Linked DNA regions of Homo sapiens: region 1 is linked to region 2. The links are chromatin loops, found by intact Hi-C in ENCODE. Cell type or tissue: ascending aorta. All regions are shown on one strand. Links, peaks and the distances in the headings refer to the core of each region. The heading gives the core; the rest is flanking DNA. Region 1 overlaps PPM1H (protein phosphatase, Mg2+/Mn2+ dependent 1H). Region 2 has its middle 110 kb from the start of AVPR1A.

Evidence for each region. A loop is a pair of places that touch in the nucleus more often than their neighbours do. Peaks named below come from ENCODE experiments on the same cell type or tissue, not always from the same donor. Only the 100,000 strongest peaks of a DNase experiment are listed, where the experiment ranks them.
Region 1: a loop joins it to region 2, with 2.8 times the contacts of the local background. A loop is called at or near these places in 3 of 110 quality-filtered maps.

Annotation. Positions count from the first base shown.
Region 1 is chr12:62,859,552-62,864,942 of GRCh38, forward strand. All of the region lies in intron 1 of PPM1H (protein phosphatase, Mg2+/Mn2+ dependent 1H), which reads right to left. The region is part of intron 2 of LOC105369795 (a long non-coding RNA gene); the gene reads left to right. Among named protein-coding and RNA genes, the nearest start is that of PPM1H, 73 kb to the right of the region's middle. In ascending aorta, for the core only: no CTCF peak of the experiment used is centred there; no DNase peak of the experiment used is centred there; H3K4me3 peaks cover 1,703 bases; H3K27ac peaks cover 3,562 bases.
Region 2 is chr12:63,042,725-63,048,115 of GRCh38, forward strand. No RefSeq gene overlaps it. Among named protein-coding and RNA genes, the nearest start is that of AVPR1A, 110 kb to the right of the region's middle. RefSeq lists a silencer at 2,591-2,791. In ascending aorta, for the core only: no CTCF peak of the experiment used is centred there; a DNase peak (open chromatin) is centred at 2,617; H3K27ac peaks cover 3,544 bases.

The sequences.
Region 1 (5,391 bases), core at 197-5,196, 180 kb before region 2:
TAGTGATTCATTCACATCAGTCAGTCAAATAATGGCCTAATTCCTCTTCCAAATTTATACTGCTTATTGTCTTATGGAACAATCACATATGCAAAGCCTTCAAGGCTTTGCATTCAAAAATGTCAAGTTAGGAAATAGATCACCTGAATGAGAAGAAACAAAGCTATCATCTGACACCAGTGCTTGCCACCAGGCCCTTCACATCCCAAGGGACAAAGCCCCTGCCTTGAAAAAACCTAAGGAGAGGGCACATCCATTGTTGCTGTGGGGGCCACCTTCTGCCTAGAATTTCCTCAGTAGGCTTCTCTTTCACTTCTTAAGAGACATTCAAGAGTTAGAAGCACAGAATTAAAAAGGAATACAGCATGCGCTAACAGAGAACATTATAAACCCAAGAGGCTGAAAGAGAAAGTAGGCATGTGTGCTTGTCTTCTGGGGAGGTGAAGACGTGAGGATAATCTGTTCTCATGCTGCTATGAAGAAATATCCGAGACTGGGTAATTTATTTAAAAAACAGGTTTAATTGACTCACAGTTCCACATGGCTGGGGAGGCCTCAGGAAGCCTACAATCGAGTCAGAAGGAGAAGCAAATACATCCTTCTTCACATGGTGGTGGGAAGGAGGAGTGCAAAGCAAAGGGGGGAAAGTCCCTTATAAAACCATTACCATTAGATCTCGTGAGAACTCACTATCATGCAGACAGCATGGGGGTAACCACCCCCACGATTCAATTACCCTACCGGGTCCCTCTCATGACACATGGGGATTATAGGAACTACAATTCAAGATGAGATTTGGGTGGGGACACAGCCAAACCATATTACAGGGGATGTTGAAAAGAATCAACAATCAAAACCTTGAAAGTATACCTTTCAAGCCTAAAGATCTTAATATATATCCATTTAAAAAATCAAGAAACAAAACAGGCACAAAGCTCTATGTCATCTAAACTGATAATTATGGGAAAAGCAGAAGTCAGACTTTGAAAATGATTTATATAAACTGTTTCATCTTTCAGATGAAGAAAATGAACTGTAGAAAATTCTCCAAGTTGTCCAAGGTCATATGGTGATAACCCTGATTATGACGTACTGAATCCCTGACGCATCTCCTACAACTCAGTGTTGAAAGGCTCAGCATGCCTTGGTGCTCCTCCTTCCAAGCGTAAAGATTAAATTTACAACATCACTATAACCTCTGCCTTCTAAAGAATCATATTCCAATATCCCCTGCTCCGATTTACAGCAGTTTGAATTGTTGCTATTAAGTTTCCTCGCCACAGAAACAATGGGGTTGTTGGATGAACATGGCTTAACACTGACTGGGTGTGGGAAAATGAAACTGCACTGTCTCTTATTTCGTGTTTTATCATTTACCCAGCACTTCCAGATGCATCATCTTCCTTAACACTCAACACTCCTATGTGGCAGGAAGAGCAGGCATTACACCTCCCTTCTTCTAGATAAGAAAACTGAGTCTCAGACCTGCCTAATGGCAACAAAATGTAATACGAGTAAGACGATATTGGAAACTAAGACAGGCAGTGAGATTTATTGAGATTAGCATCAGCTTAAAAATTGAACTAGACTAGGTTAAAATCCCACTTGCTTCTTTACTAGCAAAATAAGCTATGGGCCTCATTTCTCTCCTCTGAATCGGAGCTACCATAACCACCTTCCTTCCAGGCATTTTTGAGGATTAGACAGAGATTCTGCAAAATGCCTGGCACAGCAGCAGTCTCTCAGCAAATGCCGGCTAGCATTAGGAAGCACTAAAATTAAACATTCCAACAAATCACAAGTTTCAAGTCCTGGAAACAGTAAGTAGTTAATACTAACAGTTTCATTTAAACTACAGAATCTTCAGACATGGAGCTGACAACAGATGATTAGCTTCAGTTGACATTTATAGCCATCCCCTTTTCTATTTGTTTAAATATTTCTGGCTCTATTGACTTTCTATGACTTTTTGCAGGTTGCTTTCTCCTCGTCAGACACATTGCACACTTTGTATATTCAAATACATGTCTTATTCTCCATTTTACTCCCAGTAATAGATCGTTTAATTCCAGAACAGAAGCCATATGGTTATAGAGAAAGAGGCAGGTGAGGAAACGAACCCTCACCGCTAAGACTTCCTGGAAGGAATCAGTAAGTCTCATTCCCTTAAGCAGGGCATAGACCCAAACATTTCCTGGGCCAGAATGCTGTATCTAGGGCACCGTGGTGCTTGCAGCAAGCTGGAGAGCATGTGTCCCTTCTAAAGGGGCAGCTTGTACACAGCTCCAGCTGCCTGGGAATATGGCTCAGTGTTACCAAGTCTCCAGGCATTTCAAGGAAAGCCAAGAATCTGTATTATGAAAAATTTCTAGATTTTTGAAAATACAATGTGGGCCAAACAAAATAATGCTTATGTGCAAATCTGGCCCAAACCAAATAATGCTTATGTGCAAATAATGCTTATGCGCAAATCTGGTCACCAACATTTCCTGTGTTACCCTAAAGCCTTCTGAGATCTAATACACCAAATTGCAGAGAAACTCTGCCCTAGAGTTTTCTACCTGGAAAATTGTGCAGAGAGCAAAGATCATGACAGACCCAGAGAGCGGGCTGCTGACCTAAAAAGGATGAAATCTTAAACAGAATCCACTGGAAAGTAGGAAGATGGAGAAGTCGGGGGTTAGGATATAAGATGGCTACTGGCCCCAGGAGAGGCAAGAGTTCTAATGGTCAGAAGATGACAGTGAGAGTGATTAGCTGGAAAACAAGGCCTTTGAGAGAGGTTTTTGCATGAAAAAACAGATATAAGGGCTTTTCACTACATATAAGGCTGTGACCTAAATAAACTTGAATGTCTGCGAGAGGCAAACTGACTTGAGTACTTCTGAGCATCTATCGAGTCTTCAAGGCTTTCAGATGCATGAATGATATATGATCCTTAGGCCTCTTTCAAAGACTTTGTTTTGATGACATAACCCATGCCTCTTTGAATGTCATTTCTAGAGGGCTGAAATTGAAAAAACTTGGAATAAAAAGAAATGTAAAAGAATCTTTGTGAATTTGGTGTACAGCTTTAACAGATATGTACAGACATCTATCTTCTCTGATGAAACAAACCTAGAAGTAGCAAAGAGAGGCAGCACTTTAATATCATATTTAGAAATATATGACTCATGGCATAATCAACTTTAAAAAATGTGCTGAGAAAATCCATTAGTCAGAGATTCCAATCATTCTTTTATATATGAAAGGCAGAGATATAGTAAAACACCAATTTATCCTTTATCATCTAATTTAACAGACATCATTTCAATCTTTTAAAAATGCTTTAGTGAAAATTCAATACATTTTTAAATGGAGATTTTTGCTCTCCAAGGTAGAATAATATCAAATAACCCTAAGAATCACTCAAAGTTTTAAATTCACAGAAATTATATTATACAGCATTGCTTCCACTTACAGAGCTGTTTTTGTTTGTTTTTGTTTTTAGACAGAGGCTCACTCCATCACCCAGGCTGGAGTGCAGTGGCGTGATCTCAATTCACTGCAACCTCCACCTCCTGGGCCCAAGTGATCCTTCCACCTCAGCCTCCAGCATAGCTGGGACCGCAGGTGCGTGCCACTACACCTGGCTAATTTTTCTGACTTTTTTTTTTTGTAGAGATGGGGGTCTCACCATGTTGCCAAGACTGGTCTCAAACTCCTGGGCTCAAGCAATCCCCCTGCTCTCACCTCCCAAAGTGTTGGGATTACAGGCATGAGCGACTGTGCCTGGCCCAGAGCTGTTTAAGTAAAAATGATTATAACTTTAACCACACCCCATTATTCACAAATGTGGACTTTATAGGCCACATATTCCTATTCAGAGATACTCATTCAAAATGCAAAAGGGTGTCTAATACTATGGCTAAATTGTTGATCACCTATATTCCATTTCCCACAAGTGAATTTTCAATGGACTCACTTTCACACATAAGGTAATATAACAATTAGTGTTCCCCAAAAGAAAGCAAATGTGTAGAGGCAATACTGTCATTCTCCATAAGCCTAAGTTTGGAAATTTTTAAATTTGCTTGTTAAGTAAGAGTTAATCTGACTCTTACTATAGGCACTATAGGGTTGCTATTGTCTTACACCGTACCATCAAGGTGAATGAAAAGGGAGAACTGAATTTCAGGAAAAAAGTGGGTTTAATTTTAAAGCTGGAAAAGGGTTCAGGGATATTTTCTCATTTGACAGACACAGGAAACACAGTCACTAAATATGACTAAGACCACTGCCCAATTTGTCAGCAGAATTCAGGTATCCTAATTTCATTCCCAATGCTTTTTCCATTATCGAGGCTCTTGATAAAAACTGGCAAAGCAATAAATCTAACCATGAGACATAAGGATCTTTTCTAGCTCCATTCATCCACATCATTGTTATAATCTCATTTTGCACATTTATCTGCTAGCACCAACACTTTAAGTTTAGAGCACTGGTTCTACTGCAGGGGATATTTGACAATGTCTGAAGACAGTTTGGTTGCAGCAGCCAGGTAAGGGTGCTACAGGCATCTAGTGGGCAGAGCCCAGGGATGCTGGCAAACATCCTGTAATGTGCAAGACAGCCCTCGACAACAAAAATTAGCCCACCCAAAATGTCATTAGTGCCAAGGCTACAAAAGGCTGGTCTACAGGTAAAGTAAGAAGGTGGGCGCTTCTACAAAGCAAGTTTGCAGTAATAAAGTTGGGTATGGCATTACTGTTGAAGCATGGTACATAACTTGTAAGGTAAGAACTAATATTGGTTTAAAAAAATCAGAAATAGGCATTATATTTAAAGAAGATAACATGAACCTAGAGTGACTGGCCACTTAGCTGACATTCTCATGCCACCAGAATTTGTGAACTGTGCAATGAGCACTTGCTGGTTTTGTCTGCTATATAGAATTTTAGCTTTGCAGGATTGCAGGATATTTAGCATTGCTGTCAGTTTAGAACAACCAAGTTACTTTTATGTTGCAGGAACAAAATATACGTAGATATATGAAAACTTTTTTAATATTGAAATTCATGCAGGAAAATTAGATTTGGAAATCCAAACCTCTCTTTAACCCTTAACCACTTTATCTTCCCACTGAGAACTTCTTAAATCAAAGCAGTCATTCTTAAAGCTAGAATTATCACATAATAATAGTGGAACAGATTCACACACACAGGTACAATATGAGTAAAATGTTTTTATGAGAAACTTGCTTTCAATATGCAACTCAAGTTCCCTTAAGCTAAGCCTACAAGAAATGGCACAAATTTGAGTAAACTGTTTCCCCTGCATGACCTTTGAAAATACTTTTGAAGTCCAAAAGGCCTCAATAGACTATTTTAGGATTATTACTTTTTAAAGGTG
Region 2 (5,391 bases), core at 329-5,328:
TATTACTCATGTCTTCCTGCCTTTGTTCATGCTACCAAGATGTTCAAACTTACCCTATTCACCACTCCCCAAGTGCTTCACGAAATTGGTCTTCATCCTCTAGACCTGCCTGTAATCTCTACTTCTGTAGTGACTCACTTTTGCCTTTCCTATTTGATCCAGATGACTAACATACATGTTCATTTTTTAAAATAAATAAATTGGATTTGTGTCTTTTCCTAAGGTTTGAATTAGATACTTCCCTAACTTTCTGCTTATGAAAATATTCCTTCTTTTCAAACTGTCTACAATTCTGCATTCATTACTTTCAGAAGTACTAGAACCTTTTATTCTTTCTGCTTTGTGTAAAAAACTACTTCAGACTGTGGACGTCTACATCGCCCCTGAAGTACAGTACTCACAAGGTATTCTTAGGCTTCAACATGTTTGAGAATTAACAAACTTTCCACATTTGAAAAGGAGGAATTTCTTTCCACAAAAATATTAATCCACTAAGAGGGATCAAGTGGTGTTTTAAATTTCTAAGTATTTCTACGAAAGTTATATTTCACTATGTTTTCCAAATACCGAATTGTATTTCACACAGTCATCAGTGTACAAACATACTCCTAATCTCCTAATTTTTTTTAAAAAAAAACAAACTACCTTGACTGTAAACTTATTGGAAGAGTTATTTCTAGTTAAGATCTCTACCTCCATATACCTAACCTACTCCAAATACGCTTCAATCCACATCATATCTCAAAGATTGTTCTGCTATGACCTCCATGTTGCTAACTCTATAGGTCACTTCTTTCTCCTCTTTCAGCAAGAATCAACACAATTGCCTGCTCCATCCTTCTTGAAATGTCTCCCTTTTTTGGCTTTCATGACATCAGACTTTTTTGGTTCTCTTTTTACCTCACTGAGCTGATAATTCCTCTTCTCCTAAACTCTAAATGTTGGAGTGAACTAGGGCTATGTCCAAAACCCAGTCAGATCTCATCTATATAAGAGGCAAATCAAATCTTGGTTGTGAAATTTAAGTCCTTGAACCTGTACATCCATGGCCAACTTGACATCTTCAATTAGATGTTGCAGAAATAACATGGTCAAAACAAGTCCTGACTCACAGCTCTCCCTGGTCTTATTTTCCACCAGCCTTACCCATCCCAGCAAGAGGTACCACCATCCACCTAATTCCTCAAACCAAAAATGTACAACTTAACTTAAACCTTTATCTACTTTACTCCCCATCTCCATTCCATCTATTGGTCTTGTCATCTCTATCACTTATAATTGTTCATTTCTCCACTTACCCATTTCACCACATCCCTAGTATAAGCCACCATCCCTTCACACCTGTTCTTACAGCAACATCTCCCCGACGGGGATTCCTTCTTCCTTTCTTGTACCTTGCTACAGAATATTCTTCACAATATTTTCTTTTAAAAACATGTGATCTTTTAAAATGTACTTCAGTGTGTGATCTTATAAAAATGTATCTAAGATTGAGTCACCCCCAAATCTTATCCTACCTGAGAATCTCTGGGTGGCTTTTAATCACATTTAAAATAAAACCTGAACTCTTACAATAGTTGGCAAAGCCCTCCATAATTCAGCCCTGCTTATGTCTCTGATCTTATCTCTTACCACTCTTCCCTTGCCCACTCCACTCCAGCCATAGAATTAGTTTTCAAACACACTGAGATTATTCCAACTCAAAGGCCTTTGCACTAGCATTTTCCTCTGCTGAAATATTCTTCCAATTGTTCTTTGTATAATGGTATACTGCTTCTCATTTAACTCTCGAGTTTCATCTCCTCCTAGAGACACTTGATGACCACTCAATCTACAGGAGCTCCTGCTGACTCATATCTTTCCATCCCATCACCCTAATAGTTATCATATCCAACACTTCTTTCTTTCTTTTCCTTCCTACATTCTTTCCTTTCTTTCTCTATCCAATTTTTATACTCTTGCTCAAATCCTGTCTCAGAATGTGCGATGGTTTGAATATGTCCCTCAAAGTTCATGTGTCAGAAACTTAATCCTCAATGCAGTGTTGAGAGGTGGGTCCTTCAAGAGGTGATTAGGTCATGAGGGCTCTGCCCTCATGAATGGATTAAGGCTGATGGGTTTCTGATAAAAGGGTGAGTTTGACCCCATTTCTCTCACATGCATGTGCCCACTTGCTTTTCTGCCTCCTGCTATGGCATGATGCAGCAAGAAGGCCCTCATCACATGTGGGCTCCTCAACCTTAGATCCAGACTTAAGAAATAAATCTCTGTTCATGATGAATTACTCAGTCTCAAGTCAATAGCAGCACAAAATAGACTAAGACAGAAAGTTCCCTGTGAGCAAGGGTCCTTGTATGTCTTGATCACTACTACATGTATGGCCCATAAACTGTCCCCGACACATAGAGGGTCAGTATTACTATGTTTATGATCCTACACACACACACACAGACACACACACACACACACACACACACACACACACCCCTTACTGGACTATCAGGGTATCCAGGACTTGTGATTCTGCTATTATGGTGCAGGAACTGACAAGTGAAGATAAGAATTCAGAACTCAGGCCTGTAGTTACCAGCCTGATGGGCAGTGGCTCTGAGCCATGTTAAGTTTATGAAGAATCCAGCAAGGGAAAGAAATACATGATCACAGTCTTCAGGAATGCAATGGAATGATTTTTTTTTTTTCCCCGAAACAGCCCTAGGGGCTGCCCTCCAAAGAAAGCAAGAAATCGTGATACTAGGGACATTCCACTCTCTGGGTGGTGAGGCGAGTGTCTGAATCTCTCTTTCACCCACTCACCCCCACCTGAGGCCTAGGTTATTTCTATATTAAAGTCAGCAGCTCTGACCATTACCAACCTGCTTTGTATTCCTCATTCTCCTCATGATTGTTTTTTCAACAAAACTTCAATAAAGTAGTATAAGAGAAAAGGAATGTATTCCCAGTCAAGCAATGACTGGAAAGAATTCAGAAATACCAAGAGACAAGCAGGCAGGCAATTTCAGAAAACACAAAACCAGGAAAAATGATGAAGAAAAATATATCCACTTGAATGTAGATTAAAAAAAAAAAAGAACTCTTCAAACCCCATTAAACCTTAGATCTTTAAAAATGTTCCCTTAGACTTGACCAGTATTTGAGGACATCAATCAAATCTTCTCTTTAACTCCTGAAGAAAAGAAACACATCACTTCTCTTAAAAGAAGCTTTCTGGGTATGGATTGATATCTTTCAGAAAATAGACGGGTAAGGCTCAGATCTGCTCTTTGATTTTCACTCACCCAAGGGACGTTTTCTGAAATGTTTTATTTATACGGGGAGCATTTACCAAATGCTCCCATGGGGTGGGAGACTAGTTTTAAAAAAATATTAAACACTTGGAAACCAATTAAGGCAATGTTGCCAGTTTCCCAATCTTTTTTCTTTTTAGGCAGAGTCTCACTCTGTCGCCTAGGCTGGAGTACACTGCTGTGGTCACAGCTCACTGCAGCCTCAACCTGCCACCACAGCCTTCCAAGTAGCTAAGACCACAGGTGCACACCACCACGCCTGGGTAATTTTTGTATTTTGCCATGCTGCTAAGCCTCGTCTCAAACTCCTGTACTCAAGTGATCCACCCTTCTTGGCCTCCCAAAGTGCTGGGATTGCAGGCATGAGCCACTATGCCCAGCCTCTGTTTTTCTTTTTCTTTTTTTTCTTTTTAGAGACGGAGTCTCGCTCTGTCGCCCAGGCTGGAGTGCAGTGGCGCAATCTCGGCTCACTGCAACCTCCGCCTCCCAAGTTCAACCAATTCTCCTGCCTCAGCCTCCCGAGTAGCTGGGACTACAGGCGCCCACTGCCACGCCTGGCTAATTTTTTTTTGTATTTTAGTAGAGACGGGGTTTCACTCCAATATTTTAAAGTTGATAAATAGTAAATAAGAGAAACTGATAAATACATAAAATATTACTTCCTATAGTTTCTTTTTTACAAAATGCAAATGCTCTGACATTTTACCTGTATGTTTCCCCATAAATTAATTTACTTAAAATATGCTTCTAGAAAAAGGCAGTATTTTACCAAAATGAGGAATAAAACAACATAGTATATTTATGAATATACTTGTACATTTCCATCCTCTATAATTTAAGAGTCATTAAAATAAGCACCGTAAATATAAGAAATGATATTCAATTGTTTAATAAAAAACACAAAGGGGTCTCAATATATGGTATTGAACAGCTAGTTTGACAACAAGGAGATTTTTTCAGTATCTGTTCATTGTGTTTTATGGATATTCCTCTTCCACTATTTACTTATATTCATAATATTTATATATTATTTTATAAGTAATATTATATTATTTTATAAGTAATATTATATTACTTATATTTCTATCACCTCTAATTGATAATTGTATATATTCTGAAAAATAAGACCAAATATTTAAGTACTAATATTAAGTTATTATTTTGCTCAGAATCCTCAATATTCAAAATGTTATTTAGCATATTTACATTCACCAGTGGGAAAAAACGAATATTTGATTTGGATAGTCTTTTATTTATTTTGCTTGTTTGCTTTTTCTCTTATGACAGATGGTTTTAACACAGAGGGAATAAAAACAGGATTCTTGTTTATCAAGGGATCATCTGTTTCTGGTGTGTAGTCCTCACCTGTAAAGCACAATCCAATGTTGCAGCATCACAGCTTGTTGTTGTAAAAATATGAGTTCTGATGTGGTCTCCTGACACCATGTACAACTACACTTTGTGCTGCACTGGGTCATATTTTTAGTTACTATGTCAAGACTCACTTATGTGTGCCCTACTGATCCGTCTCACCAGGTGGGTGGCCAACAGTGTTAACAGTAGATACCAGAAAGCAAAGCTCACTCCTAAAATACCCAACAAGTATTTTTTCAAAATTATTTAACTTATGTGTTTATCATTTGCCAAAACCAGTCAATTGCCTTCCCTCTGTTTGAGTCAAAGCCAAAGGAACATATTCAAAGATTCCCCCACAAGAGCAATGATAACATAATGATCAAGCCCAAAGTTAGTAAGGAAAATCAAGACTGGGCATTGGTGGCTCACGCCTGTAATCCCAGCACTTTGGGAGGCTGTGGTGAGTGGGTCATCTGAGGTCAGGATTTTGAGACCAGTCTGGCCACCATGGTGAAACCCCGTCTCTACTAAAAATACAAAAATTAGCTGGATGTGGTGGCGGGTGCCTGTAGTCCCAACTACTCGGGAAGCTGAGGCACAAGAATTGCTTGAATCTGGGAGGCAGAGGTTGCAGTGAGCTGAGATTGTGCCACTGCACTCCAGCCTGGGTGACAGAGTGAGATAAGTGATTTTTGTAGTTTTTTAATAAAATTTTAATTTTGGAATGTTT